3 separate regions of the Homo sapiens genome follow, and regions 2 and 3 are each linked to region 1. Evidence: read pairs that join two places in POLR2A ChIA-PET (ENCODE). Cell type or tissue: HepG2. All regions are shown on one strand. Each heading gives the region's core, and the rest is flanking DNA. Links, peaks and the distances in the headings are about the cores only. Region 1 overlaps GNAL (G protein subunit alpha L). Region 2 holds the start of LOC101927511 (a long non-coding RNA gene). Region 3 overlaps GNAL (G protein subunit alpha L).

The links. ChIA-PET counts read pairs that join two places held together with the same protein. Peaks named below come from ENCODE experiments on the same cell type or tissue, not always from the same donor. Only the 100,000 strongest peaks of a DNase experiment are listed, where the experiment ranks them.
Region 2: POLR2A ChIA-PET joins it to region 1 with 7 read pairs; 1 of 35 experiments calls an interaction of 5 or more read pairs at or near these places.
Region 3: POLR2A ChIA-PET joins it to region 1 with 5 read pairs; 6 of 35 experiments call an interaction of 5 or more read pairs at or near these places.

Annotation. Positions count from the first base shown.
Region 1 is chr18:11,835,590-11,846,242 of GRCh38, forward strand. All of the region lies in intron 5 of GNAL (G protein subunit alpha L), which reads left to right. Among named protein-coding and RNA genes, the nearest start is that of CHMP1B, 10 kb to the right of the region's middle. In HepG2, for the core only: no CTCF peak of the experiment used is centred there; a DNase peak (open chromatin) is centred at 5,092.
Region 2 is chr18:11,941,912-11,952,564 of GRCh38, forward strand. LOC101927511 (a long non-coding RNA gene) reads right to left here and starts at 6,272. Exons shown (of 4, transcript XR_007066296.1): 1 at 6,189-6,272; 2 at 4,675-4,822. RefSeq lists enhancers at 5,155-5,923, 5,491-5,620, 5,944-6,691, 9,731-10,420 and a cis regulatory region at 5,248-6,035. In HepG2, for the core only: no CTCF peak of the experiment used is centred there; DNase peaks (open chromatin) are centred at 4,300, 5,470 and 7,170; H3K4me3 peaks cover 1,459 bases.
Region 3 is chr18:11,784,750-11,795,402 of GRCh38, forward strand. All of the region lies in intron 4 of GNAL (G protein subunit alpha L), which reads left to right. Among named protein-coding and RNA genes, the nearest start is that of CHMP1B, 61 kb to the right of the region's middle. In HepG2, for the core only: no CTCF peak of the experiment used is centred there; no DNase peak of the experiment used is centred there.

The sequences.
Region 1 (10,653 bases), core at 1,274-9,273:
TAGGGGGAATAAAGAAAAATATGTATATGTAAAGCTGTGATCAGAAGCTTACAGAAAAATAAATTACATAGTAGCACAGGTTAATAAATTGACAGTACCCTACAAATTACAGTGTGAAATGTAAGACGTGTGTGTCAGGTTTTATCACAATACTTTTGTTTGCTGAATTCTTTGAAACACTTCCAAGGAATCCAGGGAACTCAGGGAAAACAACTAAGTACTGTACTACTATTAATAAAGGTACAGTTTCAGAATTATTTAAGACGTGCGTCCCACCAGGCGAGGTGGCTCACATCTGTAATCCCAGCACTTTGGGAGGCCAAGGCAGGAGTACTGCTTGAGTCCAAAAGTTTGAGACCAGCCTGGGTAACATGTTGAGACCTCGTCTCTACAAATAATTTTTAAAAATTAGCTGGGCATAGTGCCACACACCTGTAGTCCCAGCTACTCCAGAGGCTGAGTTGGGAGGATTACTTTAGCCCAGGAGTCAAGGCTGCAGTGAGTAATGATCATGCCACTGCACTCCAGCTTAAGTGACAGGGTGAGGCCCTGTCGCAAAAAATAATACTAATAGGCCGGCTGTAGTGGCTTATGCCTGTAAAATCCCAGCACTTTGGGAGGCCGAGGTGGGCGGATCCCCTGAGGTTGGGAGGTCGCGACCAGCCTGACCAACATAGAGAAACCCTGTCTCTATTAAAAATACAAAATTAGCTGGGCATGGTGGCGCATGTCTGTAATCCCAGCTACTCAGGAGGCTGAGACAGGAGAATCACTTGGACCTGGGAGGCGGAGGTTGTGGTGAGCCGAGATCACACCATTGCACTCCAGCCTGGGCAACAAGAGCAAAACTCTTATCTCAAAAAATAATAATAATAAATAATAATAATAAAGAGGTGTGTGCTCTGTATTGCTTAGTACCCAAGTGTAGCTGTAAGATAGCTCATATTTATTGAAACTTGCCCTGTGGAGGCACATTTTATGCACATTAGATGAACTAACATAGTAATCCTCACACTAACCCAATGAGTTCATTATCTTTATTTTGCAGATGAGGATATAAAGGCACATAAGATTACATAAGACTACACAATACCAACTATTACTTGATTGATCCAGGATTTCAAATTTTAAACCTAAAGATTATGAGAGACTACTTTAGATTAAAAGTTCACCAAGCATTCTGTGAGCATCAGATGCATGCTAGACACTGCCAGCCACTGAATGACAAAGATGAATGAGGCATGGACCTATGCATTTGAAGGAGATTGCCTCAGGGACATCCTTTTTCTCAGATTCTGAAGGAACTGTCATCAACTTCACATCTCCATCCACTTCATATCTTGAACCTAGTTTTCCAATGAAAGCCAGGATAGCTTTTTCTTGAGATGGAGTCTCGCTCTGTCACCCAGGCTGGAGTGCAGTGGCACAGTTTTGGCTCACTGAAACCTCCACCTCCTGGGTTCAAGCTATTCTCCTGCCTCAGCCTGCTGAGTAACTGGGATTACAGGCACATGCCACCACGCCCAGTTAATTTTTGTATTTTTAGACATGCCACCACGCCCAGTTAATTTTTGTATTTTTAGTAGTGCTGGCGTTTCACCATGTTGGGCAGGCTGGTCTCGAACTCCTGGCCCACCTCGGCCTCCCAAAGTGCTGGGATTACAGGCGTGAACCACCACACTCAGCCCAGGATAGCTTTTGATGTACATATAGAGGTCCTTATGATTCAAGAAAGTGAAAAAACAAGCTCATAGAAGGGGGAAAATGTTTATAAATCATGCATCTGATAAAGGACTTGTATCTAGAATCATAAAGAACTCTTACAAATCAATAATAACATAAGTAAACCGATTTTTAAATCAGCAAAGGATCTAAATAGACATCTCCCAAGTAAGATAGATGAATGGCTAATCAGCCACGAAAAGATGCTAAACATCTTTAGCTGTTAGGAAAATGCAAAGCAAAACCACAGTGACATTCCACTTCATAACCCTAGGGTGGCTGTGCCTAAAAAGTCAGATAAAACAAGTGTTGCTGAGGATGTGAAGAAATTGGGATCCTCATATACTGCTGGTGGGAATGTAAAATAGTCCAGCCACTTTGGAAAACAAACTGGTAGTTCTAAAAAACGTTAAACACAGTTGCCATATGGCCCACCAATTCCACTCCCAAGTGTATGTCCAAGAGAATTGAAAATATACATCCATGCAAAAACTTCTAGGCAAATACTCATAGCAGCATTATTCATAATAATCAAAATGTGTAAACAGGCTGGGCATGGTGGCTCACACCTGTAATCCCAGCACTTTGGAGGCCAAGGTGAGTGGATCACTTGAGCTCAGGAGTTTGAGACCAGCCTTGGCAACATGGTGAAATCCCTTCTTACGAAAAATTATCCAGGCATGGTGATGCGCACTGGTAGTCCCAGCTACTTGGGGGGCCGAGGCGGGAGGATTGCTTGAGCCCAGGAGGTCGAGGCTTCAGTGAGCCAAGATTGCATCACTGCACTCCAGCCTAGGTGACAAAATGAGACCCAGTCTCAAAAAAAAGCGTTAACGACCCAAATGCCCATCAGCCGATGAGTGGATAAACAAAATGTGACGCATCCACACGATAGAATGTTATTCAGTTACAAAAAGAAATGAAGTCCTGATGCATGCTACAACATGGATGATCCTTGAAAACATTATGCTAAGTCAAAGCCACCAGACACAAAAGACCACATATGGTATCATTTCATTTATATGAAATGTCCAGAATAGGTGTATCTACAGAGACAGAGTAGACGAATGTTGCATGGAGCCAGGTGGACTTGGGGGATGAGGAATCGCTTTAATGTGTACAGAGTTTCCTCTTGGAGTGATGAAAATGTTCTAAAAGTGATTGATGGTTGCACAACTTTGAATATACAACAAAAAAGTCATTGAATTGTGCATCTTAATCAAGACTCCCTGTTGCAACTGGCTTGTGAGAGCTTTACTTGGACACTTCAGTAAAATTAATTTGGAGACTCCTGATCATTCGAGTCTGCCTAATTTCAGGGCCTTCTGATTTAATACCAAGTGGGTAAGATGCATTATGTTTCATCCATGTGCCACGCATGGTGACAGTGTGGGGATGCTTCTGAGAGGATGCGGTATGAGATCCATAGCATTTCAGATTGTTCATGTACTTACTTTGTCTTTTTAAAAATCAGTTTAAGAGAGAAAGGCGGAAGAAATGAAATAGAAAAGCAAAAAATACTGATTCAAAATACAGTACCCATACTGAAAATATGTCTTAAAAATCTCTTCTAAAAGACTATCTTTGTGGAAATTGGCAGGTAATTTCTAAGTTGTTTCCATAGGATTTGGAGTTGTTCTTCTCCATGCAGTGCGTGACACAGTAACATATAAATATGAGATGTTATAGCATATATCACTACTTCATTCCTTTCAATAGTTGAACCACATGAATGAACAACTAAATCTAACCAAATTTTGTAAACTGTTCATTATGATGGGCTAACTGACATGAAATTATTGTGTACCACTGTGCCTAGAACAATGCCTGGCATATAATAGGTGTTTAATAAACTTGTTACATGAATAGATTTTTGTGTTATCACTGTTCTTTTTCTGCTCTCTCTACCATTCATAGCCCAGTATTCCTATGTATACAAAATTAATTTTTGGCTGGGTACAGTGGCTCACGCCTGTAATCTCAACACTTTGGGAGGCCAAGGCAGGAGGATCACTTGAGCCTAGGAGTTTGAGAGCAGCCTGGGCATCTTGGCGAGACCTCATCTCTACTAAAAGTAAAAAAAAAAAAAAATTAGCTGGGCCATGGTGGTGTGCACCTGTGGTCCCAGCTCCTTGATATGGTGAAAGCGGGAGGATTGCTTGAGTCTAGAGTTTGAGGCTGCAGTAAGCCATGATCAAGTCACTGCACTCCAGCCTGGGTGGCAGAGCAAGACCTTGCCTCAAAAAAAAAAAAAAAAATTTTTTTTCTTTAAAGCTCAGATAGACGTAAGCATAATATCTCTTCATAGCAGCATTATTCACAATTGGGCAAAAAGTGGAAACAACCCAAGTGTCATCAGCTGACAAATGGATAAACAAAATGTGGTGTATCCCTACAATGGAATATGATTCCACCGCAAAAAGGAATGAGGAGCTGAACTGTGCTACAGCACAGCCTCCTTTAGAGCACAAGCGTTCTAGCTCAGAGAAAAGCGAAAGCTGTAATCGTGCATTGTGTGAGCACTTCCTTCGTCCCAGTGAACAATAATAATGTGTTCACAATATCAAGGAATGTAATGAAAGCTTTTCAAATAGAACTTAAGGTATAAGGAAGCTGCTCTTTGATAATTTCATATCAAAGAAAGCATTCAAAAAAGGAAGAAAGTAAAACCTTTCTTAGGGTAGTGCATGCATTAGCGGTTAGAATTAAATATCTTTATTTCACCAAACTCCCTTGATCACATAATAACTAGGATCCATGATATCAACAAAAGCTACCTTTGAACTATGGCATTATTCTATTAACTGACTTAAGGAACTCTCCACACAAATAGAATTTCCATTTACTTACAATTTTATTCATGTGACAACAATTAAGTGCATGGGATGCTCGTATTTCTCATTCTATTCGATATTTGTGAAAATGCAGTGCTCTGCATTATTTCTGTGAAGAAAGAATGAAAGATTCCTTATCCAGCTACTGAGGCAGGTAGTCATTGCTAAGAAAGAAACTGCTTTGCCATGACTTTCTGCCAGGATACATGCAGTGACTAAATATATCTTCTAAGATAGACAAGACTTAACAGATCGTTTTGCCAAAAAAGGAAATTTTTTATTAACCTCAATTGAACATGTTTAATGACATCCCAGATCTCTTTTAAAATAGGAGACTCAGCAGAGGTGAACACTGATGCAAAGGTCAGTTTCTCATTCCAGCTCTTCCTTTGAAACATAGTGTGACCTGAGCAAATCTGTGTGTTTGGTATCTGGGGCACCCCCTCTGAGAAAGCTCTTTATCTAGGAGTCCTCAGACTTCCCTTTGTTACCCTTTGTTGACCACGTGCTTCTCATAGTTAGCGTTCTTCCCTGGAATGATCTACAGGAGACCTGGTGGACGTATTCGGGAATGCTGTGACAGATTCAGTCAATGTACACAGTCATAGCTGCAGAGAAGAGGAAGCACCCGGAGGCCTCCAGTGAGCAAGAGCCATGTTGAATGCACTTTGTCCTTCTTTCTTTGATTTAGTTCACGTAAATGACATTGAGGAATTTGCTTTTTCTTTTCTTTTTTTTTTTTTTTTTGAGACACAGTCTCACTCTGTCGCCCAGACTGGAGTCAGTGCTACGATCACAGCTCACTGCGGCCTGGACCTCCCAGGCTCAAGTGACCTCCCACCTCAGCCACCTGAATAGCCAAGATCACAGATGTGCACCACGATGCCCAGCTAATTTTTTGTATTTTTAGTAGAGACGAGGTTTCGCCGTGTTGCCCAGGCTGGTCTTGAACTCCTGGGCTCAAGCAACCTGCCCACCTCGGCCTCCCAAAGTGTTAGGATTACAGGCATGAACCACCGCACCCAGCCTTCATCAGCTTTCAATTCTCTTTTAACCCCTAAACTAATCTTAAAATACACTGTCTCCTACAAATATGTTAAGATTTACTATGAAGTATTGTTTTTCAGATGGCAGTCACAGCTACAATTTATTATATTTAGGGCAAGGTTAATCATGATTATTTGAAGACAGCTTTGTGGTTCCCGGAAAAGATATACCTGCTAGGGCCGGGCACGGTGGCCTATAATCCCAGCACTTTCGGAGGCCAAGTTGGGCAGATCACCTGGGGTCAGGAGTTCAAGACCAGCCTGGCCAAAATGGTGAAACCCTGCCTTTACTAAAAATACAAAAATTAGTCGGGCATGGTGACGCATGCTGTAATCCCAGCTACTCTGGAGGCTAAGGCAGGAGAATCGCTTGAACCTGGGAGGCAGAGGTTGCAGTGAGCCAATATCCTGCCACTGCACTTCAGCCTGGGCAACAGAGTAAGGGTCTGTCTCAAAAAAAAAAAAAAAAAAGAAAGAAAGAAAGAAATACCTGCTAGAATTCCTCATTCATCAGATTTATGGAGGAAGCTCTGTGAGCACCTCTGCTTCCCAACTGCGGGGATCCTTCCATGAGAAGAAATTCTGGGGAAGATAAAAACCTCTGCTTTATGGAATGTTACAAATGCATCAGGTTTGCATAGGGAATTACTTACCTATCCCCCATACTGTTCATTCTCTAGCCTGAAACTCAGTAAATGTTTGTGGAATATACGTATGAACTGGAAGATTGTAGCCCAACTCCATCAAATAACGAAAGAAAACATATGTTATATTTTAGTTCAGATTTTTTTTTTTTTTGAGACGGAGTTTCGCTGTTGTTGCCCAGGCTGAAGTGCAATGGTGCAATCTCGACTCACCTCAACCTTCGCCTCCCGGGTTCAAGCAATTCTCCTGCCTCAGCCTCCCGAGTAGCTGGGATTACAGGCATGTGCTATCATGCCCAGTTAATTTTGTATATGTTTTTTTTTTAGTAGAGACAGGGTTTCTCCATGTTGGTCAGGCTGGTCTCGAATTCCCGACCTCAGGTGATACACCTGCCTTGGCCTCCCAAATTGCTGGGATTACAGGCATGAGCCACCGCGCTCGGCCTAGTTCAGATATCTTATATCTAATGACTTGGTGTAGCGGCCCCCAGCCTTTTTGGCACCAGGGACTGGTTTCGTGGAAAACTATTTTTCCATGGACCGTGGTGGGGTGGATGGTTTCAAGATGAATCCAGTGCATTACGTTTACTGTGCTCTTCTATTACGATTACGTTGTAATATATAATGAAATAATTATATAACTCACCATAATGTAGAATCAGTGGGACCCCTGAGCTTGTTTTCCTGCAACTAGATGGTCCCATCTGGGGGTGATGGGAGACAGTGACAGATCATCAGGCATTCGATTCTCATAAGGAGCATGCAACCTAGATCCCTCACATGCAAAGTTTACAATAGGGTTCGTGCTCCTATGAGAATCTAATGCCATCGCTGATATGACAGGAGGTGGAGCTCAAGTGGTAATGCGATTGATGGGGAACAGCTGTAAATACAGATGACGTTTTGCTTGCTGGCTGGCACTCACCTCCTGCTGTGTGGCCTGGTTCACACAGCATGAGAATGTGGCCTAGGGTTTGGAGACCCCTGACTTAGTTCATACTCATTGTAAAGTTAGCACTTCTTTTAAAAACATTCATCTTTGGCCTTCTTTCAACTGTTGACTATTTGATTGTTGACTGTTTCACTGTTGAGTGACTTTAGGGTGTTGACTGTTTCAGAAGAAACTGAATGCTATTATGGTACATTATAAAGGTACAAAAGTGATAAGTATTCTGCTTTGTTAGAGGATTTTTCACATTCTAAAGAGATGTTAAGGCCAGGCACAGTGGCTCATGCCTGTAATCTCAACATGTTGGGAGGCCAAGGTGAAAAGATCCCTTGAGCCCAGGAGTTTGAGGCTACATTGGACTATGATTGTGCCACTGTACTGCAGCTGAACAACAAAGCAAGACCCTGTCGCTAAAAAAAAAAAGAAAAAAGGGGCTGGGTGTGGTGGCTCACGCCTGTAATCCTAGCACTTTGGGAGGCCAAGGTGGGTGGATCACCTGAGGTCAGGAATTCAAGACCAGCCTGACCAATATGGTTTCACCTACTAAAAATAGAAAATATGTAAAATTTTTTACTACTAAAAATACAAAAATTAGCGGAGAGTGGTGGTGCACACCTGTAATCCCAGCTACTCAGGAGGCTGAGGCAGGATAATCACTTGAAGCAGGGAGGTGGAGGTTGCAGTGAGCTGAGATCGCACCACTGCACTCCAGCCTGGGCGACAGAGCAAGACTCTGTCTCAAAAATAAATAAATAGATAAGAAGAAAAGAAAAAAAGGAAAGAAATAAAGAGATGTTAAAAATAAATTATTTCTAGTAGGACTCACCAAGTTAAGTTATATTTGATTTCTAATACCATTTTGCTTCCTAACGAAAGACAGTAGCTTAAACTAACAAAATCGTTATGTCACCAGGCACAGTGGCTCACACCTGTAATCCCAGCACTTTGGGAGGCCGAGGTGGGCAGATCACCTGAGGTCGGGAGTTTGAGACCAGCCTGACTAACATGGATAAACCCCATCTCTACTAAAAATACAAAATTAGCAGGGCATGGTGGTGCATGCCTGTAATCCCAGCTACTTGGGAGGCTGAGGCAGGAGAATCGCTTGAACCTGGGAGGCAGAGGTTTCAGTGAGCCGAGATTGTGCCATTGCACTCCAGCCTGGGCAACGGGAGTGAAACTCCATCTCAAAAAAAAACAAAAAACTTTATGTTTTGGCCGAAAAGTTTAATTACAGTTATTCCTTGACGAAAAGAAATGGCCAAGATTAGCCTTCCATGGACACTAATGGCTAATGACTCCTTACTTTACATGAAGTGTGTGGGTTAGACTAGAATTGAAGGGATTTTAAATTGAAAGGTTCTCAGGGCCGGGCACAGTGGCTCACGCCTGTAATCCCAGCACTTTGAGAGGCCGAGGCAGGCAGATCACCTGAGGTCAGGAGTTTGAGGCCAGCCTGGCCAACACAGTGAAACCCTGTCTCTACTAAAAATGCAAAAATTAGCTGGGCGTGGTGGCGGGCGCCTGTAGTCCCAGCTACTCAGGAGGCTGAGGCAGGAGAATCGCTTGAACCCGGGAAGCAGAGGTTGCAGTGAGCCGAGATCACACCACTGCACTCCAACCTGGGTGACAAGAGCGAAACTCTATCTCAAAATAAATAAATAAATAGGTTCTCAGGATACATGGTTCCTGGAACCAGTGCTCTCCATTCTGTGGCCATGGCCGTTTTAAATCACTTGTGCCTTAAACTTAATCTAATTGAGACATGATGCTAAGTAAAAGCTGGGTCTAAGGCAGATCAATCACAGCATCAATTAAGGGTACGAGTGAGTCAGCTGCACACACATGTCCCCGGGAACAGCAGTGAAGAAGAAAAATGCTTTTTCCCTCCACCACCATCTACCAATACTCAATGCAGACTAGCCCTGGGAAGAGCTCCTGACTTCTCACAATCTGTTCCCATCATGAACAGAAGGTGCTCCCCGAGGAGGACGAGAGAAGATTTTAATGTGCAACAAAATTAACTGGCCAATTTGTACATTCGCCATTTTTATTTTTTATTTATTTATTTTTTGATTTATTTTATTTTATTTTATTTGAGATGGAGTTTCACTCTTGTTGCCCAGGCTGGAGTGCAATGATGTGATCTTGGCTCACTGCAACCTCCGCCTCCTGGGTTCAAGCGGTTCTCCTGCCTCAGCCTCCCAAGTAGCTGGGACTACAGGCATGTGCCACCACACCCGGCTGATTTTTGTATTTTTAGTAAAGACAGGGTTTCACCATGTTAGCCAGGCTGGTCTCAATCTCCTGACCTTGTGATCCGCCCACCTCAGCCTCCCAAAGTGCTGGGATTACAGATGTGAGCCACCACGCCCAGCCTCGCTATTTTTAACTTATAGATTGTAAGCTTAATGTTCAGGTTAAACATAAAAATTACGTAAGAACAACTGGCTTCCATATTCCTTCAGAGGTGGGATTTGTACCGTATTACGCCAGACGCAATCCTGTCCTTCTATCTTCAGGTTTGTAATAGTAAAATCATTTTCCATCCAGAAGCATGTTTTCAGAATAAACTATGTTTCCCAGTAGTCAACCAGACAGCTGTGAGATATGGCAAAATGCTGTGTGCAGGAGAGTGCACTTTTCTTGAAAATAAAAAAAAAAGTAGCATAATAAAGACTGCTAACAAATAATAAGAACACAGATTGGAAAGAGGAATATATCGTGTGTTTCATAGACCTAACAATATTTCACGTGTTTGGTTCCCTGCCATATTGCTTGAGTTTGTACGTTAGTTTGTAGGAACCTGACCAAAGGAGTAGATTTTCCTCCTACAAAATGCTCTCCAACTAGAGGAGTCAGAGAGAAATGGGCCCAGTTGAGGCAGAGGTAGCTTGCGCCACTCCGGGTAACAGAGTGACACCCTGAAGGAAAGAAATAAAGGAAGGAAGGGAGGGAGGGAGAGAGGGAAGGAAGGAAGAGAAAAGAGAGAGAGAGAGAGAGAAAGAGAGAGGGAGGGAGAGGGGGAGAGAGACAGAGAGAGAAGGGGCCCAGTCAGCCTTCTCAGTTTTGCTGTGTCAGCTCTATATGGTCTTCACAATATTTGCAAATATCCAATACAAACTGCCAGGAAAACGCCACTTAAATAATACATTTTTTTCTCTTAGTAAGTCTTGTTTCAGGGATTTTTTAAGTTAAGCGGTTTTGAGTGGCCCTCTCTGGTGATCTGACCTGATGAGGGATTATTACCCACTGTTAGATCATAGGCCTTATTTTTTCCAGCTTTATAAATGAGGAAATTGAGGCCAGAAAAGAGAGGCATCCCGTACCAGCCTTAGAGGGACAGGTGTGTTGAGATTTCATTTTCAGCTTCTCAAAGTGGTAAGTTGTTCAGTGTAAAGAAGGAGGAGGAGAATCACTGTGTTGCTAAATGAGTGAATGCCAACTTCGACTAACAT
Region 2 (10,653 bases), core at 1,798-9,797, 110 kb after region 1:
ACCTTCCCACCAGCGCCATGACAGTTTACAGATGCCATGGCAACATCAGGAAATTACCCTGTAGGGTCTAAAAAGGGGAGGCATGAATAATCCACCCCTTGTTTAGCATTTCATCAAGGAATAACCATAAAAATGGGCAACCACCAGCCCTCGGGGCTGCTCTGCCTACGGAGTTGCCATTATTTTATTCCTTTACTTTCTTTCTTTTTTTTTTTTTTTTTTTTTGAGACGGAGTCTCGCTTTTTCGCCCAGGCTGGAGTGCAGTGGCGCAATCTCGGCTCACTGCAAGCTCCGCCTCCCGGGTTCAGGCCATTCTCCTGCCTCAGGCTCCCGAGTAGCTGGGACTACAGGCGCCCACCACCACTCCCGGCTAATTTTTTGTATTTTTAGTAGAGACGGGGTTTCACCGTGTTAGCCAGGATGGTCTTGATCTCCTGACCTCGTGATCCGCCCGCCTCAGCCTCCCAAAGTGCTAGGATTACAGGCATGAGCCACCACGCCCAGCCAATTCCTTTACTTTCTAATAAACTTGCTTTTGCTTTCCACTGTGGACTCGCCCTCAATTCTTTCTTTCACAAGAAACAAGAACCCTCTCTTGGCGTCTGGATCGAGTTCCCTTTCCTGTAACACCACCATGCTTAGCCTGGGCAACACATACTTCTGACAAAGAGCTTGTGCCCAGAATATAGAAAGAACTCATACACATCAATTTTCTTAAAAGACTAAACAGAAAAATTGGTGAGAGATTTGAACAGACACTTAACCAAAGAGAATATATGCATGGACAATCTCTATTTCATTAGTAACCAATATTTTTTTTTTTTTTTTTGAGACGGAGTTTTGCTGTTGTTGCCCAGGCTCGAGTGCAATGGCGTGGTTGGGCTCGCTGCAACCTCCACCTCCTGGGTTCAAGCGATGCTTCTGCCTCAGCCTCCTAAATAGCTAGGATTACAGGTACCCACCACCACACCCTGCTAAATTTTTTTATGACTCATGCATGAGTCACTGCACCTGGCCATTAGTAACCAATTATAAACTAAAACCAAGGCTGGGCATGGTGGCTCATGCTTGTACTCCTAGCACTTTGGGAGGGCGAGGCAGGCGGATCACTTGAGGTCAGGAGTTCGAGACCAGCCTGGCGAACATGGTGAAACCCTGTCTCTACTAAAAATACAAAAACTAGCCAGGCATGGTATGCGGCTGTAATCCCAGCTACTCGGGAGGCTGAGGCATGAGAATCGCTTAAACCCGGGAAGTGGAGGTTGCAATGAGCTGAGATGGCACCATTGCACTTCAGCATGGGGGACAAGAATGAAACTCCGTCTCAAATTAAAAAAATAAACTAAGACCATAATGAGAGCCGGGCATGGTGGCTCATGCCTGTGATCCCAGCACTTTGGGAGGCCAAGGCGGGTGGACTGCTTGAGCTCAGCAGTTCAAGACCAGCCTGGGCAACATAGCGAAACCCTGACTCTACAAAAAAATAAATTAATTAATTAAATAAAACCATAATGAGTGTGATGGCTTTAAAATATGCCCACAGATTCTTTGATACTTCTCCCACCAAGAGATGTAGCCCAATTCCCCTCCCCTTGAGAGTGGCTAACCTTAGACGCTCTTCTAACAGTTAGAATAAAGCAAACAGACACTGTCAGCCTTCAGTGATCTGGTTGAACAGACCTATGGAGAGGCCATGTGGCAAGGAACAGGGGCCCCCTGGCAAGTGCTGCATGAGGGAGCCCCTCAGCCCTGGACAAGTCTTCAGCCCCAGACAACATGCTGAAAAGGGAGAGTTCCCGGACACCCTCACAGGATGTGTGACAGGGGCGTGGCTCATCTGTTCGGCCACTGTGTGCACTCAAACCCCTTATGGGGTGGGGAGCACGCAGATGAGCAAGTACAGGAGATGGGGCAAGTGGCCCTGGGCTCCAGCCCCACGGCAGTGTCCAGGGGTGGGTGTCTGAGATTCCCAAAGCACACATGTGTTACAGTGTGCTCTTTCAGCTTTGCTGTCCGCAGTCAACTTAACTGTTAACCAGCTCAGTGCCCTCTTAGTACCCAGATCCTTGTCTGGTGTCCAGAAAGAATTAGGTGGCACACAGACTTGAAGGATAAATGTGGGGGTTTTATCTCTCAGTGGGATGGATGGGGAGCTGGAAGGGAGATGGAGTGGGAAGATGATCTTCCCCTGGAGTTTGGCCATCTAGTGGCCCACCTCCTCTCTGACTGTCCCCAACCGAACTCCTCTTGGCGTTCAGATGCTACTTCTCTTCTCTTTGCTGTGCTGTTCTGCCATTCTTCTTCACTTCTGTTTATCTCCTTGTAAAGCCCTGGGTTTGGGGTTTATATAGATATAGGATGGGCAGCATGGTGGGCCAAAAGACAACTTGTGGGCATGAAAACAGGAGTGCCCGTTCTCATTTAGGGCTGCGGGTTTCCAGGCTCAAGGGTGGGGCTTTTGCCAGGAAACTGCTCTCTTCTACCCAGTATTTCCATCTGCTGTCCATATCAATGCTGACGGCAACCTCATGAAAGACTCTGAGCAGAACCACCCTGCTAAGTCACTCCCAAAGAGACTGAGGTAACAAGTTTTTAAGCCAAAAAATGTTGGGATAATTTATTATGCAGAAATAGATAACTTATAAAATGAGACACACCCACACGTGCACCAGAATAGCTAAAATTTATAGTCTGACATGTCAGGAACTGGTTAGGCTGTGGAGAATGGGCACTCTCATTACACTGCTGGTGAATGTGTAATTGGTATAGCCATTCTGGAAAGCCATGTGGCATGATCTGCTAAAGGACGGTACACATACCCTATGCTACAAGAATTCCATTTTAGGATACACCTACAGAAATACATACAATATGCATTGTATACAAAGCTCATGTGCAAGAATACTCACAGCAGCGTTGTATATAATAGCCCAAACCTGAAACTAACCTGTCTACCAAGAGTAGGTGAATAAATGGTGGTGTGTTCACACAGTACAGTGCTACACAGCTGTGAACATTCATGAACTATAGCTACCCGTGACAGAGACAGGAAGCAGCCAAATGCCTAGGTAGATAGGGGCAAGTCCCTGGTGAAACCTCACCTCCAAGCCGAAGGCAGTTTAAAGCCCGAAAGCCAAGCTGCAAGTTAAATGCTCAGGCCAGAAGGACAGCCTGCCTTCCCATTTGGCGCACTTTCCTCTGATTGATCTCCATCCTTCACCTATTTTACATATACCTACCCTTTCCTAATTGGCTTTCTACACTGTCATGCCCACCTTTGAGTGGTGTCTTTGCTTTGACCCATTTTGCATACTCACAAACCAATTATCACACACTCCTTATTCTGAGCCCACAAAAAGCCCCGGGCTTAGCCATATTGAGAACTTTCCTGCCTTGAGGTAGGGGGACCACCCCCATGTCCCTTCCCCGCTAAAAGCTGTTTAATCACTCAATAAAACTTTCCACCTTACTCTTTCAGTGTCCACATGCGTACTTCTTTCTGGTCATGAGACAAGAACCCAGACCTATCTGAGCTAAGGGGCAAAAAATCCTGCATCACCTGTAACAATTTGATTGAGTCTCACCAACAAAATGATGATGATGTTAGCCAAACACAAAAGAATTAATACTAAGTGATTCTCTTATCAGGGTCCAATAAAGAGAGAGAAGCTACACCAGTTATTCCAAAAGAGTGAGTAATATAAAGAATTACTGGGCCGGGCGTGGTGGCTCACACCTGTAATCCCAACACTTTGAGAGGCAGAGGCGGGCAGATCACGAGGTCAGGAGATTGACACCATCCTGGCTAACACGGTGAAACCCTGACTCTACTAAAAATACAAAAATTAGCTGGGCGTGGTGGCAGGCGCCTGCTGCTCGGGAGGCTGAGGCAGGAGAATGGTGTGAACCCGGGAGGTGGAGCTTGCAGTGAGCAGAGATCGCACCACTGCACTCCAGCCTGGGCAATAGAGCGAGACTCCGTCTAAAAAAAAAAAAAAAATTATTATTGACGGGCACAGTGGCTCATGCCTGTAATCCCAACACCTTGGGAGGCTGAGGAGGAAGGATTGCTTGAGCCCAGGAGTTTGAGACCAGCCTGGGCAACATAGAGAGACCCCATCTGTACCGTGTGTGTGTGTGTGTGTGTGTGTGTGTGTGCACGCGCACGCGTGCGTAGCATTCAGCTATCAACCAGGAGGTTTCATTTAGTGTAACCCAGCAAGTACTCACAGAATTTTTTTTTTTTGAGACACAGTCTCACTCTGTCACCAAGACTGGAATGCAGTGGCGCAATCATGGCTCAATGGAACCTCAACCTCCTGGGCTCAAGCAATGCTCCCACTTCAGCCTTCTGAGTAGCTGGGACCACAGGCATGTGCCACCACGCCCGGCTAAATTTTGTATTTTTTGTAGAGAAGGGGTTTCGCCATGTTGCCTAGGCTGGTCTTGAATTCCTGGACTCAAGCCATCCGCCCACCTCGGCCTCCCAAAGTGTTAGAGGCGGAGGTTGCAGTGAACCAAGATTGCACCACTGCACTCCAGCCTGGGCTACAGAGCGAGACTCAGTCACAAAAAAAAAAAAAAAAAAAATGTTAGGATTACAGGCGTGAGCCACCTCACCCATACAGAAATGTGATCCACACTGTAAGACGCGCCTCTTCTTGAAATACTTACCCGATTCTTTGTTCTCTCACTGATCTCTGATCTCTCCACCTTCCCAAGTCTTGGAAAACTTGTCTTCTGATTTCAGAGTTAACCCTTAATTACGTAGAATCTTCCATTGTCATGTATTACATTACACGTGCTGGTTTTATCTTCCCAACTAGAAGATAAACCATAGAATCAGAAAAACAATTTTATCATTTTATTTCCAAAATTACATAGCCCAGGATTGAACTGTCCATAAACATCTATCGGATGGTCAGCTTCAAAACTAACTGCAATGCTGATGAGTTAAAATAGCTCCTTTTGTTGGCACCAGATAATAGATAAACATGAGAAGCCAGTGCAGTGGCTCATGCTTGTAACCTCAGCACTTCGGGAGGTCTAGGAGGGAGGATGGCTTGAGCCCAGGAGCCCATAGTGAGCTATGATTGAGCCACTGCACTCTAGTGTGAGCAACAGAGCAAGACCTCGTCTCTATACAAAATAAAATTATACATTTTTTTTACATAAGAAAACTTGAGAGAGATCATACTTTTGGGTTTCTTTATTAAAAGAAAGAAGACCAAAAGGTGACCCAAGTAAAAGTGTACACCCCTTAAGGGAAAAAAAAATTATTTTCATTTAAAATCGTTTTCTTTATCTTTAAAGTGAAAGTGCCATATCTGGCTTCCTAAGGAGGAACCACAAACCGCGTAGACTCAGGCCAGCCGCTGGGCCTGGGCCTGTGTGTCCCTCAGGCGGCGACCTTTGGCCCACTTCAGGCCGGCCGTATTTACCAGCTTAGAGGCGCCGCGGCGTTGGCGAGTCCTTTTTCACCCACCCCTTCCCTCCGTTCTCAGGCTTGAACTTGAACAGGCACTCATGACTCAGCAAACGGTACTTGATAGGGTTCTTTACACGTCAGTCAGGCTATTTTTTAAAATCACTCTTCCTGGAGATCTTCAAACCAGAAGCACCGCGGGCCCTCCCCAACGGGCTTCTGCTTACCTCCACTACGTGATGCAGTATGGCCCCCGGGAGGCCGCCCCCAGATTCTAGAGGGGCTTACCCCAGACACACCCGAAGGACCACCTCGTGACCTCAGAGGAACAGCCCTAGACCCAGGAGAGACTGCCAGACACCCCCGTGGCAGCCCGCCAGGGCCCAGCTCTACTTGTCGCCTGGAGGTGCTGCCTCCCTTCCACGCCGCCCCAGGGAATGGCCGCCCCTCTGGGGCTCCTCCCAATCCCCCTTCCCAGGACTGACAATGGCCCGGCGCCCTGCTTTGGGCCAGGATCGGCCTCGAGCCTTCCTCACTAGCGGCCAAGAGCCGGAAACCTTGCGTCTCAGATTCCCCGGGTCTGTGCACCCCCACCCCAACCGGTCTTCCCACCCAGGCCCCCCCTGATGCCAGCTGCGGGCCTGGACCTAGCCCGGGGCCCTGCCCCTCCGCCCCTCTCGCTGGACAGCCCAGGCCGGCGCCCGAGGGATAGGCTCGGGAGCGCGGGGAAGACGCTGCAGCCGGAGCTGGAGCCAGGGCCCACCTGTCCAGCGCCGTCCTGAGCTCACACAAAGACCCTTCCAGCCTCACCGAGGCCGCGAGCCCAAGCCAAGATCTTACAGATGTCAGGAAGTCTGGTTTAAAACCCATTGGTTAAGAAACTAATGACAATTTTTTTTTCTTAATAGGAAATCTGGGTGACTAGAAAATAGAGGGAAGGGAGACATTTTCATAACACCCTGTCACCTTTGCATTTCATGCACATGCAGAGTTGCATTCATATTATTAAAATATCTTTTTAGCTGGGCGCGGTGGCTCACATCTATAATCCCAGCATTTTGGGATGCCGAGGCAGGTGGATCACTTGAGGTCAGGAGTTCGAGACCAGCCTGAGCAATGTGGCGAAACCCTGTCTCTACTAAAAATACAAAAATTAGCCCAGGCATAGTGGCGGACGCCTATAATCCCAGCTACTCCGGAGGCTGAGGCAGGAGAATCATTTGAACCCGGGAGGTGGAGGTTGCGGTGAGCCAAGATCATGACACAGCATTTCGGCCTGGGAGACAGAGCCAGACCCTGTCTCCAAAATAATAATAATAAATTAATTAAAATAAAATAATATCTTTTTGACCTGGTGCTGGTTGCATAGGTATGGTCAGTTTGTGACAGTCCAGTGAGTTGTATGTTCAGGATACATGTATTCTTCTGAATGTGCATGTACTTCAGTTAAAGGTTTCCAGAAATAAACCTTTGGGTGAGGAGCAGAGCGCACTTCATCCTGAAGGCATAGGTGTGCTTTTGGGCCACCAGTAAACGGAGGTCATCCCACCTGTCATCCCACCCGGGGCCTCCTGTGCTTGGACGGAGATAAACAACATCCCTGCCCTCATTTCTGTTGCCTTCCTTCCCCCAATCGTGGAGTCTTCCCAGGAGCACAAACTCAGTGCATTCCTACTATCTAATTCCCCTATGAAGCTGGCAAAGGCTGGAATGTTATTTAGATTTTGACGGAAAATCATTCATAGCAATTCAGTTACTCAACACCTACTGAGCCCCAGATTCCTGCCTTTTAGTACAAACACTTTGTTCTCTGTTAAAAGCATTCCATGCTATATAGCACTGGCCATGCTGTGTCCCCTCTCTCTTCCTGCCACCCCCAGCACAAGGCTCTACCAAAAACTCGAAGACAACAAGCTAAATGTGGTTTGGTATGTAGAATCTTATTACTTGCTGTGATTGCACTGCTTAACATGAAGCATCATATTGACTTGGGATGTTATGAGAGGTACTAAAGGAAATTTACTTTGTCAGTTTTCCAGCTCTAACCCCATAAACTCTGGCTTCTAATAGAGTGTGGTGGTTGGTAAATGAATCTGGAAGAACAATCAATGAGACATATAAGGATTTTTAAAGGAGAGGGGAATATAATTGCAACCTAGGTGAAGAGTTTCAAGATTTAGGTAGGTGCCCATTCACATAATAGGCTAGACTATATGATTTAAACAATTGGTTGGGGATAATCACATACAGTACGGCACATTAAAATTGGTAAGAAGATAGGGCTGGGCATGGTGGCTAATGCCTGTAATTCCAGCACTTTGGGAGGCCGAGGTGGGTGGATCACAAGGTCAGGAGTTTGAGACCAGCCTGACCAACATGGTAAAACCCCGTCTATACTAAAAATACAAAAATTAGCCAGGCTTGGTGGCGCATACCTGTAATCCCAGCTACTCAGGAGGCTAAGGCAGGAGAGCTTGAACCCAGGAGGCAGAGGTTGCAGTGAGCCGAGATCGCGCCACCGCACTCCAGCCTGGGTAACAGCGAGACTCCGTCTCAGAGAAGAGAGAGGCTAATAGCTCAGAAAAGGGAGGGAAATATATTGAAAATCTTAGTGCAGGACAAGAGTGTTTTAAACAAAAAAGTTCTTGGTAAAGATGAAGGTAAATTAGATACATGAAAACAAACTCATGGTATTTACTAAAGTGGTCTACAATCTGTATTACCTCTTCAGGGCCCCTTGGCTGCTTTCACTCATGGACTGCTTGTGTTTCTTGGGAGAGGAAAAATTAAAATTGGTGTGACATAACTTGCTTGTAGTAAAAAATACAGGCTATTTCAAGACTACCAAGAAGCCAGCTCACATCAGCTACATCTCAACAATAGAAAATAATCATTCTGAAAAAAAGGCCCCGCCAGCAGGGTGGCTCATGCCTGTAATCCCAGCACTTTGGAAGCCAAGGTGGGAGGATCACTTGAGCCCAGGAGTTTGAGACCAGCCTGGGCAACATAGCTAGACCCCCGTCACTGCAAAAATTAAATAATTACCTGGGCGTGGTGGTGTGCACCTGTAGTCCCAGCTACTCAGAAGGCTGACCTGGAAGGATCTCTGAGCTGGGGAGGTTGAGGCTGCAGTGAGCCAAGGTCATTCCACCAAACTCCAGCTCCAGCCTGGACAACAGAGTGAGACCTTGTTTAAAAAAAAAAAAAATCTAAGGCAAAGAAGCAGGTCACTTCTCTTCCAATTATAAGATCCAAGACTTAGACCTGGTCTCTATCTTATGCCTGGTACCCCAGACTAGAAGGGCTGAGGTGTGCAATCTATCCCCTGGGCTAAATGAATACTCTTTTTTTTAAGGCACAGGATCTTGCTCTGTGGCCCAGACTGGAGTGCAATGGCATGTAGCCTCAAATTCCTGGGCTCAAGCGATCCTTCCATCTCGGCCTCGCAAGTAGCTGAGACCACAGGCGCGTGCTATCACACCAAGCTAAGTTTTTTATTTTTTAATTTTTTGTACAGACAGGGTCTTGCTATGTTGCCAGGTCTGGTCTTGAACTCCTAGGCCCAAGTGATTCTCTTGTCTCGGCCTTCCAAAGTGCTGGGATTATAGGCATGAGCCACTGTGCCTGGCCAGGGCTTGGGAATTTTAGTAGGGGAAACAGATGTGTTAGTCAATAAATGAGAAGCGTTTCCGGTGCTTTCATAGTTACCTGAGCAGGTGCAGCAGAACCCAAGGGAGGTGAATACTGCCAGATCTAGAGAGACAGGAAAGAGGCTTCCTTCAGAGAGGGAGGCGGGAGGGCTGGGGAGCAGGCCAGGTCAGGAGGGGCTGCATCAGCCACCCCAAGGAGTCCAGACATTGTCCTATGTGTGTGGGCAGGGGTCGTGTGCTGGTTATTTTATTTATTTATTTATTATTATTTTTTTGAGACACAGTCTCGCTTTGTTGCCCAGGCTGGAGTGCAGTGGCGCAATCTCAGCTCACTACAACTCTGCCTCCCGGGTTCAAGCAATTCTCCTGCTTCAACCTCCCAAGTAGCTGGGATTACAGGCACGTGCCACCATGTCCGGCTAATTTTTTTATATTTTTAGTAGAGACGGGGTTTCACTGTGTTAGCCAGGATGGTCTCGATCTTCTGACCTCATGATCCAGCTTGCCTCCGCCTCCCAGAGTGCTGGGATTACAGGCTTGAGCCACCGTGCCCAGCCTTGTTGTGCTGGTTATTAAGCGTTTGTCTCTCAGCTCAAAACAACCCACCCCTGCTCTGCAATTTGATGCTGAGGCTAAGACTCTGCAGACACGTTTATCTCCCTTTGGCAGCTGACTCCTGTTAAAATCTAGCAGGAGGAGTGCGGGAAGGAGATGGTGGGGGAAGGGGCTGGAAGAGGGAGAAGGGACCTGCTCACCTGCTGTCCTTGTCGGCCTCCCTCCAGCTCTCCCCACACTCTGAGCCAGACTCTCTGTGCCCTGCAGGGGTCATAGCACCAGCCATTCCTTAAAGTCCCCCTCTGAGCCTGCCATGGCAGCTGCAGCAGTGTCCTGCACAGAGGTCCAGCTCCCAGCTCTGTGACACTCCTCCTCCCAGCTTCCAGGTTCTGATAACCTCAACCTCTGCCCCTGTTTCCCCAACCCTAAGGTTGGTAGCTACCTGTTTTGTGGTGAGCAGGTCTATGCAAACCTGCCTCCCAAATCCAAGGAAGCTGAGAGGCCCAAAAAGGAGGCTGACAAATCCAGTTTCTTAGAAAGAAACATTTAATAGGGACTTACAAACAGAAGCCAGGTTTGTGTCTCTGGTCACTGCGAGTTGAGATGGTAGACCCTGCGCCATCATCCCCAGACCCAGGGTTTACACACCATCGGGAAAGGGTGTAGATGCTTCAGAAGAGATGTGTAGGACAATTGAAATATGATATCACGGTTGTTTGACCTAAGGGCAGGATTTATGGTAAAGTACCTGCTCTTACACAAGGAACAACACATAGACTGGAACTCTTAGAGGCTTCTGGGAATAGGAGTTAATCACAAGCCAACATGGTGGATCAGCGTCTGTGGTGGAGCTGCTTTGGCCTCCACACTGCCTCCTGCCTTTAAGGTCCTTGCTGTCTCAGTTTTCTGTTTTTGCCCTTTTACTTGCTTTCTCAATTTTTTTTTCTTTTTTTTCTTTTTTTTGTCGCCCAGGCTAGAGTGCAGTGGCATGATCTTGGCTCACTGCAACCTCTGTCTCCCAAG
Region 3 (10,653 bases), core at 1,453-9,452, 51 kb before region 1:
TGGAATTGAAAAAAACCAAAAGCCAGTACCTGGTCTCTGAGCGTGGAAGAAACTGACTGTGCGTGCTCTGTTGGATTATGAGAAAGCTGCATGAGCCTGGCTGTCCGTATGTATGGGAGTCAGAAAAGTGGGAGGAAATATATGATTCATGGTGTACAAAGAATTGAGTTTAGAAAAGGGGAATAAACAAGAGGAATTACTCAGTCACTACTATTTAAAACTGAGAATCAGAAGACAATTAGCACAATGTTGTTGGAAGAAAGTTTCAGATAGTGTAACATTTTTAGTTTCTGCAAAGTCTGGAATTGCTGTGATTCATACTTTTTCCCAGTCCCACGCTCAGTTTTCGTCCCCTCTCAGCCATTGGAAATGTGCACCTGTCTTTCCCCTACCTCAATCCAGTCAAGTCTTTTAGATGGTTTTATATAAGATTTCATCCCAGTGGAATTTGGAAATTAGTCTAGAAAGCTGAAAATGAGAGGGTACCTGAAAGTTGGGATAAAGATGAGGTCATTGCTCCTGGATTCTGCACTCTTTCCCATGATATCATCCTTTAGGGAATCCCTGGAAATGTGGAATGGGTGTCCACAAGGCAGATGGAAGTATGGGATGCTCCGTGGTAAGCCTGTATGCCTCCAAGCCCCCAATAAGTAGAACAATGGGAAATGCAAATTGCAGAAATCTGGAACAAGGAGAAGAAAGGAGGACACTGGATGATGCTGGGATTTACCAATGCTGGGGTTCCAGGAAGACAGCTTCTCTGGCCCCCGCCCAGGCCTGGAGGCTGCAGGCCCCTGCCTCCTTAGAACCATGGTCCCTGGACAGCACTCCATCCAGCCTTTCAGAGTTTTGTTTTCTTCTCTTTAGCTTACAATTAATTATCTTAGGGAAAAGAAATCAGTGCCAGTGAATTGCCTTGCTTTTTTTTTCAATGAGTCTTTTCTAAATTGGGTTCAGGCCGGTGTATGAGAGACCAGAAGGAACCCTTCTGCCCAGAGACCCAGTCTGACGCCCCCTCTCCTGCGAACGTCAGCGATGGCCTCGGCCATGAATGGGTTAAGCAGCAGCTCCTCTGCTCAGCCCCGTGTTGAGCTGTTATTGAAGGTCTTTAAAGGCTTCCGCCCACCTTCCTCCCACTCCCCTGGCAAGTGAAAGACATTTGAATTCCTCTTGCAAGGCAGAAAATTATTAAAGTGAAAGAAAATGACTGTTCCCTGTTCTAAAAAGGAGAGAAAAGAAAAGTGGGGCTGCCCCTCCTTCATTATTTCTTACCTGAGAAGGAGATTATCAGAAACAGGGTGAAGCATTCTGACTCCCAGAAATCAGGAGAAGGGGAAGTTTATCCTGTCGGCCTTTTGTGTGCTTATTTCAGCTTATAATTCAGTGCCCTGGAATTCCGTGCACATTAGAATATGGAGGACCTGCTAACCCTGGAGGAGATAACCATGATTAATAGGGTTATATCCTCACAGGGCAGTATTACTCAAAGACCCCAAGTAACTAAATTATAGAGAAGAATATGAAAGAGGAGTAGAAACCCGGTTTATTTTTCCTGTGCCTTTGAGCACTACAACTTCCACTGAAAATCAATTCATTTTAGAGGGTCAGATCTGAATGAGAGATTTTAGTAATGGTTCTTTTACACGTGGCTGAAGAAGCGTGGTGGGATAGATCTTCATACGTTTTCTTTTTTTTTTTTTTTTTTTTTTTTTTTTTTGAGATGGAGTCTTGCTCTGTCGCCCAGGCTGGAGTGCAGTGGCGCTGTCTCAGCTCACTGCAAGCTCTGCCTCCTGGGTTTATGCCATTCTCCTGCCACAGCCTCCCAAGTAGCTGGGACTGCAGGCACCCACCACCACACCTGGCTAATTTTTTTTTTTTTTTTTAGTGGAGACGGGCTTTCACCACGTTAGCCAGGATGGTCTCCATCTCCTGACCTCGTGATCTGCCCACCTCGGCCTCCCAAAGTGCTGGGATTACAGACGTGAGCCACCGTGCCCGGCGATCTTCACACATTTTCATTTGAATCTTTTTATATTTTATAAACATCACTTCATAATTTCTCTGTTAATCCAGCTCACCTTTATACTTCCCAATCTAATCAAACTACTGATTCAAACTATGTCTGCTTTACCCCAGCCCTGTCCAGAGCATGGGTCTGGCCCTGGGAGGTGGAGGGTGAGTGAGCTAAGAGGGCTATTGGAAAGGTTTTTAAAATAATCTCTGGCTGGGCCTGTAATCCCAGCAGTTTGGGAGACTGAGGTAGGAGGATCGCTTGAGGCCAGGAGTTTGAGACCAGCCTGGGCAACAACACAGCGAGACCTCATTTCTACAATAATAATAATAATCTCTGTTCTAGGGCTTATGGTTTAATTAGGAGGATTAGACCAACAGTCATGAAAAGCTAAAGTCAAGAGATCATAGAATTTAATTAAATCTCAGTTTTAAAATGTCTCTACTTCCCCAGACAAATATAAAGAAAAGGAAAAGGAAAGCAAGAACCTGGCAATGGCAGAAGTCTGTTCTGTATCCACTTCAAGACAATGCATTTTACATCTCCTTAGGATGTATAAATATTAGAACTAAAGTCTCTGCCAATACATCACTTTTTTGGCAACAGCTATGGTGCTGGAAGTGACAATATGATCACCAGTGAGGTGGGCCGAAACAGTTCTCAGCATTTACAGTACTATCATAATTTGGTCATAATGACATGTTGCGGAACTCATATAAGATACAGATACAGAACATTTCAAGTGTTGTTTGGCAGCCATCATGTAATAAAAGTTAAACTGATAGCATGATTACCTGAGAGCTATTTTCATGTGTATTTAGGAAATATTTGGCCGGGCGCGGTGGCCCACGCCTGTGTAATCCTAGCACTTTGGGAGGCCGAGGTGGGCGGATCACGAGGTCAGGAGATCGAGACCATCCTGGCTAACACAGTGAAACCCCATCTCTACTAAAAATACAAAAAATTAGCCAGGCATGGTGGCGGGTGCCTGTAGTCCCAGCTACTCAGGAGGCTGAGGCAGGATAATGGCATGAACCCGAGAGGTGGAGCTTGCAGTGAGCCAAGATTGCACCACTGCACTCCAGCCTGGGAGACAGAGCCAGACTCCATCTCAAAAAAAAAAAAAAGGAAATATCTGCTTAATAGGATCATGGGCAGCCGGCACTGGTTTGGCCAATCCCAGAGAAAAGGAAAAAAGTGTGTCTTAGCACCCAGTTTCATTGACATTGCCAACTTCCCATTTCCTTCTGCAAACTTCCCTTTTTTATTTCCTGCTGTCCCCAGTAAATTTATCCTTGACCATACCTGGAGCCATTAACCGTAATCGGGCCTTAGATATCTTACACACCCCTGAGAATTTCTCCTCAGCTGTGGAATAAACGTGTTATTCCCAAGTTGTGCTGTGCTTCAGAACCACCTGGGGAGCTTTCAAACAAGATCCCTAAGCCTGTCCTCAGAGATTTTGATTCAGGAATTCTTGGGTGAAGCCTTGAGGAATCTATTTTAATAGCTCCCCAAAGGCTTCTAAGGCACCAGGAGGTGTGGCAGTCACAACGCAACACCTAGTGTGGCTCTCAAGGCATAACCAGAGTTAAGAGGTGGTCAGAAACTGACAGCGAACTTGCAGCAATGCCCTTGTTCTGTGAGGAGTGGTTCCCCATGCAGATGGCCTCATTTATAAGTGTGCCCCCACCCCATTTTCTCTGTACTTACACTCCACAATCATGCCAAGAATCGTACTGTCCTATAGTCCTTTTTATGTTTACAATTCAGAACAAATCTTGATTCATTAAAACTTATTAACAGTTATTAAAAATATTGACAGTGTTGGCCGGGCATGGTGGCTCATGCCTGTAATACCAGCACTTTGGAAGACGGAGGCAGGCGGATCACCTGAGGTCAGGAGTTCGAGACCAGCCTGGTGGTCAGGCTGGTCAGAAGTTCAAGACCAACATGGTGAAACCCCGTCTCTACTAAAAATACTAAATTAGCTGGGTGTGGTGGCACACGCCTGTAATGCCAGCTACTAGGGAGGCTGAGGCAGGAGAATCGCTTGAATCTGGGAGGCAGAGGTTGCAGTGAGCAGAGATCACACCACTGCACTCCAGCCTAGGAGACAGAGCAAGACTCCGTCTCGAAAAAAAAAAAAAAAAAATATATATATATATATATATATACACATATATATCAAAAGTGTTTTTTCTTAAAAATAGAATGTGTAAGATAAGTTAAATGTAGAGTATTAGTTATAAAGAGGACTTGATACCACAAGTTCCATCTCTAGGCCTATCTCAGTTTCAGCACCTGCTCCCACCTCTAACTAGTCTTTCTCGATGCCACACAACCTGTTTTCTTGGGCCTCCTTCATTTCAGGTCACACCTCTGCCAACCCTGCCACAACACAGAGGAGCAGTTGAGGCCCTCAATCACTGTCCTAAGTAACAGGGCATTGCTCTTACTTGCCAAGACCTTAGCTAGCCTCAGGCAAAATTGTGGAGTCTGTTGAAAACATCCCTTTCCTATCACATGTTGCTGCCAGATACTCAGGTATTTAAATCTGGGTAAGCAATAAGTGATACAAGAAGTGTAAAGTGGTTTTGAAAATTCTAGCCCCAGCAACTGTCCTCTAACATTACGGACTGTGATGATGGATTCCCACGTAGTTGGCATTGATTGAGGATGATTTGCAAACCTACTTTAATTAAGCATTTTCTCACAACTTCTTAGCTCATTTGGGTAACTCCATGTGCATATAACTTAAGGTTATGGCACCATATGGTGGGGAAGACTATATATAGATAGGCAGATTCCCCACGGATCCAACAATCCAGTTATCATTGTATAGATTATAAGCATAAACAAAATGTACTTTAAGTGGATTGTTCTAATAAAGTACCATGTCTTCTTTTTCCTCCTTATATTTTATCATCACCTCTGTCTTAGCATTTGCTACCAGAATCTGGAGATGCTCTTAGGTGGACACAGAGTCTTACATGCCATTGATACATATACTGCTCATGTGGCTTGCAGAGGAAGGACGTGAAAAGCTTAGACCCAGAAGCTGGGAAAGGGCCTTGTTGTTAGTGTCAGTGTAATAAGATGCAGCTTCTAGCTCATTGATGCTGCTGTGTTGCAGAGGAAAAGCCTCAGATAAAAGGATTTTGTTTGAAGTAAAACATCACAAACCGGATTCCTTGTAAACACAGGAATAGTTGAAGAAGGTCAGACTCAGATCACTGATGATGCAAATGAGAAGAAAGTTCCAGGAAGTAAAGGCTTAAGCTTTCTAGAACGCTCCAGTGGCCCAGGAAGGGTGCTGTTGTTCTTAGAACAATGAGATGTCAAATGTATTCAAAGTAAAAATTAAAGTGGGAGAATGGTTTTAATAATTTGAAGTTTACCTCCTCAAGCCAGTTGTTGGATGAGGGGTTGAGAGCTATCTTTTGTGCAAGTGGGCAGGGGGTGTTCAGAGCCCTGCCCCTGGGGTCTCTGCACACCATTGTTGGGACAAAAGAAATTCTCCAGGGCGTCTGTCAGCTCCTCATGATTCCCCCAGCTTCCGACACTCTGAGGAAGAAATTCTCCAGGGCGTTTGTCAGCTCCTCACGATTCCCCCAGCTTCCAACACTCTGACATCAATGTGTCCTTGGGGATGTGTTGTTTACAATAATGTAACATTCACACTAAGATGGACTTCATTTTTAATACAGACTCATAAAGCATTTTTAACCACTTATTTTAATTCAGCAATTCTTAACTGCAAAGGAGGTCAGTGCCAAGGTGGAAATCAGTGTTAACATGTTTGATTTTTGCCTCTGAGGCCCCTTTGACACTTATGTAAAATTCTCTGGCTTCCAGCCTGGCTGATGGTTTTTCTTTTCTTTTCTTTTCTTTTTTTTTCTTTTTTTTTTTTTTTGAGACAGTCTTGCTCTGTTGCCCAGGCTGGAGTGCAGTGGCACGATCTCGTCTCACTGCAAGCTCTGCCTCCCGGGTTCACACCATTCTCCTGCCTCAGCCTCCTGAGTAGCTGGAACTACAGGTGCCCGCCACCACGCCCAGCTAATTTTTTTGTATATTTAGTAGAGACGGAGTTTCACCGTGTTAGCCAGGATGGTCTTGATCTCCTGACCTCGTAATCCGCCTGCCTCAGCTTCCCTAAGTTCTGGGATTACAGGCGTGAGCCACCGCGTCCAGCCAGCTGATGGTTTTTCAATCAAAACTATTCCAATACTTAATTTAAGAAAAACCAGAAACTACTATTTAGGATTTACAGAGCAAGATATCCAGATTTCAGGAATGAGAGGTGACTAATTCCCAGAGTTGTTTTCAAATTAAACTGTCACTTTAAAGCTGTGAAGGGAAGGCCAAACAATTTGGTTAAGCATGTCCTTTCGGCATGGTGGTGGCCATGGCTAAATGGTTTGTGTGGGTTCTTAAGCCATGGCTAGGATCCTAGTGAAGGTTTCCATGAAAGTAATGTTGAAACTCTGAAGGAAGCAACTAGCCACAGTTATTTTTAAATTTCCTGCCTGTTTGTTTCTTTGTTGCCAGCCACAGGAATGGGAACCGCTAGGTGTTTTTCCATAGCCATAGCAGAACAGGCTCCCCTGTTGAGCAGTGAAGACGCCTGGGTTAGGGGGTGAAACCAGAGAAGCCATAAGGGATGCTTTTTGCCTTCTAAACAGAAGGTTGATTATCAAGAGATCATGCTTGTTTGTTTGAAATAAATGAACTGATTTCTCCCCTGGGTGTTTCTCTTGGTAAAACATTTTAAAAGCTTTTAAAGTGGGGGAGGAACTACAACCAACTCCACACTATCTTAATAAGATACTAAGCTCAGATAGTAAACACACACAAAAAATTAAGCTACTGCATGTGATCTATTTAGGAAAGACTTTATATTAGAGAATAACAGAGTTAGCTTATAGGTGCAATCATCTAGACTGGTTAGCTGCTGTAGACAGATATCTATCAAGTTTTCTGCTTCATTGGGTTTCATTGCAAGGACTCGAAGTAGGACACAAAGGACTTCGGACTCAAGTAGCTTCCCATGTCTACCTCTGCAGTGATCCAGGTGTGCCGAGAACTCCCGAGGGTCTGCACCACATCCATAGTGCAGCACTGTCAGCCTCACCTCTCACAGGTGTCTCCCCTGGTACAGGTGTCTCCTGCACAGTTAAGCCAGTCTGTTAAAGACTGTTAATCATTTTGATTATGACTATTGTCATTTCCGATTTTAATTTCCTGCTAATTTTTTGAGTTCAGACCCACCTCTTTTGGAGACCTTTCCAACCTGTCCTGAAACTGAGCAACCTCTCCCTTTTTGGCCACTTCCTGTGGCTTTCCTAATTGGCACCATAGCTTTGGTCACGAAATTATATCCAGTACTTACTGCCTTGTATTGTTTCCTTCCTCCCTCCCTCCTTCCTTCCCTCCCTTCCTTCCTTCCGTCTTACCCTGTTTCCCAGGCTGGAGTGCAGTGGCGTGCAATCTCAGCTTACTGCAACTTCTACCTCCCGAGTTCAAGCAATTCTCATGCCTCAGCCTCCCGAGTAGCTGGGACTACAGGCGCACACCACCGCACCTGGCTAATTTTTGCATTTTTAGTAGAGATGGGGTTTCACCATGTTGGCCAGGCTGGTCCCAAACTCCTGACCTCAGGTGATCTGCCCGCCTTGGCCTCCCAAAGTGCTAGGATTACAGGCATAAGCCACTGCACCCAGCTTGTCTTGTATTGTTTTCTAATTACTTGGTATGTCTTAGCCATAGTCTCCCTACTGAAGTGTTGACTTCTTGAGAACAGGAGTATTGGCCATCTCGCCTTGTCCTAGACACATAATCTGCAAAATTACAAACTCTTTGAGGACAAGGGCACCTCTTTCTCATTCATTGCAGTATCCTAGCTCCTAGCATGGTGCCTAGCACAGAGTTAGAGCTCAATAAATATTTGTTGAATGATTGATCAATTGTTGGCACTGAGGGAATACTTGGGCATTGATTATAAGATTTGAAGGAGAGGGTAATTCTTGTCTTAAAGTGTCTTTGGCAAACTACCAACCTGGTGACATGGTGATGCAACTTCCATATGACAGAGGACACTACCAAATCCCTTAGTAACTTTAGGTATGTTTATATAGTTGGACTTGTTATATTATTGAATAGTGTCATTTTCCAATAAAAAGTTGTGGAAATTTGAGAAATAATCTAGATTGAACTAATTCTAAGAGACATATATAACTTTACTCCATATGCAAAAATTAAATCAAAGTAGATCAATCACCTAAATATAGGAGCTAAGACTATATGTAGGGGTAAATCTTCATGATCTTGGATTTGGCAGTGATTTCTTGGATATGACATCAAAAGCTTGAGCAACAAAGGAAAAAAATAGGTAAATTGGACTTCATCAAAATTTTAAAATTTGTGCATCAAAGGACATAAGAAAGCAAAAAGACAATCCACAGAATGAGATAAATATTTGTAAACTGTGTATCTGATAAGGGTCTAGTAACCAGAATATATAAAGAATTTTTGCTTGGGTGCAGTGGCTCATGCCTTTAATCTCAGCATTTTGGGAGGCTGAGGTGGGAGGATCTCTTGAGCCCAGGAGTTTGAGACCAGCCTTGACAACAATTGAGACTCCCATCTCTTACAAGACAATTTATTTTTTAATTATCCAGGCCTGGTGGCATGCACCTGTAGTTCCAGCTACTTGGGGGGCTGAGGCAGGAGGATCACTTGAGTCCACAAATTCAAGGCTGCAGTGAGCTATGATTGTGCCACCACATTGCAGCCTGAACAATAGAGCAAGATCCTGTCTCTAAAAAAATAAAAATCTACAACTCAACGACAAAAAGACAAATAATTTAAAAATGGACAAAGGGGCCAGGCGCAGTGGCTCACGCCTGTAATCCCAACACTTTGGGAGGCTGAGTCAGGCAGATCACAAGGTCAGGAGATCGAGACCATCCTGGCCAACATGGCGAAACTGTGCCTCTACTAAAAATAAAAAATTAGCTGGGCGTGGTGGCACGTGCCTGTGATCCCAGCTACTTGGGAGGCTGAGGCTGGAGCGGGAGTCAGAGGTTGCAGTGAGCCGAGATTGCACGCCACTGCACTCCAGCCTGGCGACAGTGAGACTCCATCTCGGGAAAAAAAAAAAAAAAAAAGGACAAAGGACTTGCTTAGCATTTATCCAGAGAATATATGCAAATGGCCAATAAGCACATGAAAAGATGTTCAACATCTGTTGTCATTAGGGCAACACAAATCAAAACCACAATGGGGTGCCACTTCACACCCACTAGAATTCTATAATTAACACACACACAGAAAATAACAAGTGTTGGAAAGGATGTCAAGAAATTGGAACCCTCATGCATTGCTGCTGGAAGTGCAGAATGGTGTAGCCACTGTGGAAAACAGTTTGGTTGTTTCTCAAAAGCTGAAACATAGTACTACCAAATGAACCAGCAATCCCAAAATCACTGAAAGCAGAGGATCAAACGTATCTCACATTAATGTTGATAGCAGCACTATTCACAATAGCCAAAGGGTGGAAACAACCCAATGTTCATCAACAGATGAATGGATAAACAAAATGTCTTCTATCCGTGCAAGGGAATATTACTCAGCCATCAAAAGGAACGAAGTTCTGATACTTGCCACAGCATGGATGAACCTTGAAAACAGTATGCTAAGTGACAGAAGCTAGATGTGAAAGGCCACATATTGTAATTCCAAGCATATGAAATGTCCAGAATAGGCAAATGTATAGAGACAGAAAGCAAATTGGTAGTTGCCAGGTGTTGGAGGGAAGAGGGAATGAGGAGTGACCACCTGGTGGGCACAGGATTTCCTTTTGGACTGATGAAAATGCCTTTCAACTAGAGGGGCAGTTACACAACGCTGTAAATACACTAACACCACTGAGTTGCACACTTTTAAATGGTTACTTTTATGTTATGTGAATTTCACTTCAATTAAAAACACACAGGTTAAAAAAAAAAAAAAAAAAAAAAAAAGGACAGGCCAGCCCAGTGGCTCACGCCTGTAATCCCAGCACTTTGTTTTTTGTTTGTTTGTTTGTTTGTTGTTTTTGAGACAGAGTCTCGTTCTGTCACCCAGGCTGGAGTGCAGTGGCGCGATCTTAGCTCACTGCAACCTCTGCCTCCGAGGTTCAAGCGATTCTCCTGCCTCAGCCTCCTGAGTAGCTGGGATTACCGGCGCCTGCCATCATGCCTGCCTAATTTTTGTATTTTTAGTAGAGACAGCGTTTTTCCATGTTGACCAGGCTGGTCTTGAACTGCTGACCTCAGGTGATCTGCCCATCTCAACCTCCCAAAGTGCTGGGATTACAGGTGTGAGCTACCCTGCCCAGCCTAATCCCAGCACTTTGGGAGCTGGAGGCAGCTGGATCACTTGAGTCCAGGAGTTCAAGACCAACCTGGCCAACATGGCAAAACCCCACCTCTACAAAAATTACAATAAATTAACCAGGCATGATAGCATGCACCTGTAGTCCCAGCTACTCAGGAGGCTGAGGCAGGAGGATCACCTGAGCCAGGGAGGTTGAGGACGCAGTGAGCTCACTACACACCAGCCTGGGTAACAGAGTGAGACCCTGTCTCAAAAAAAAAAAA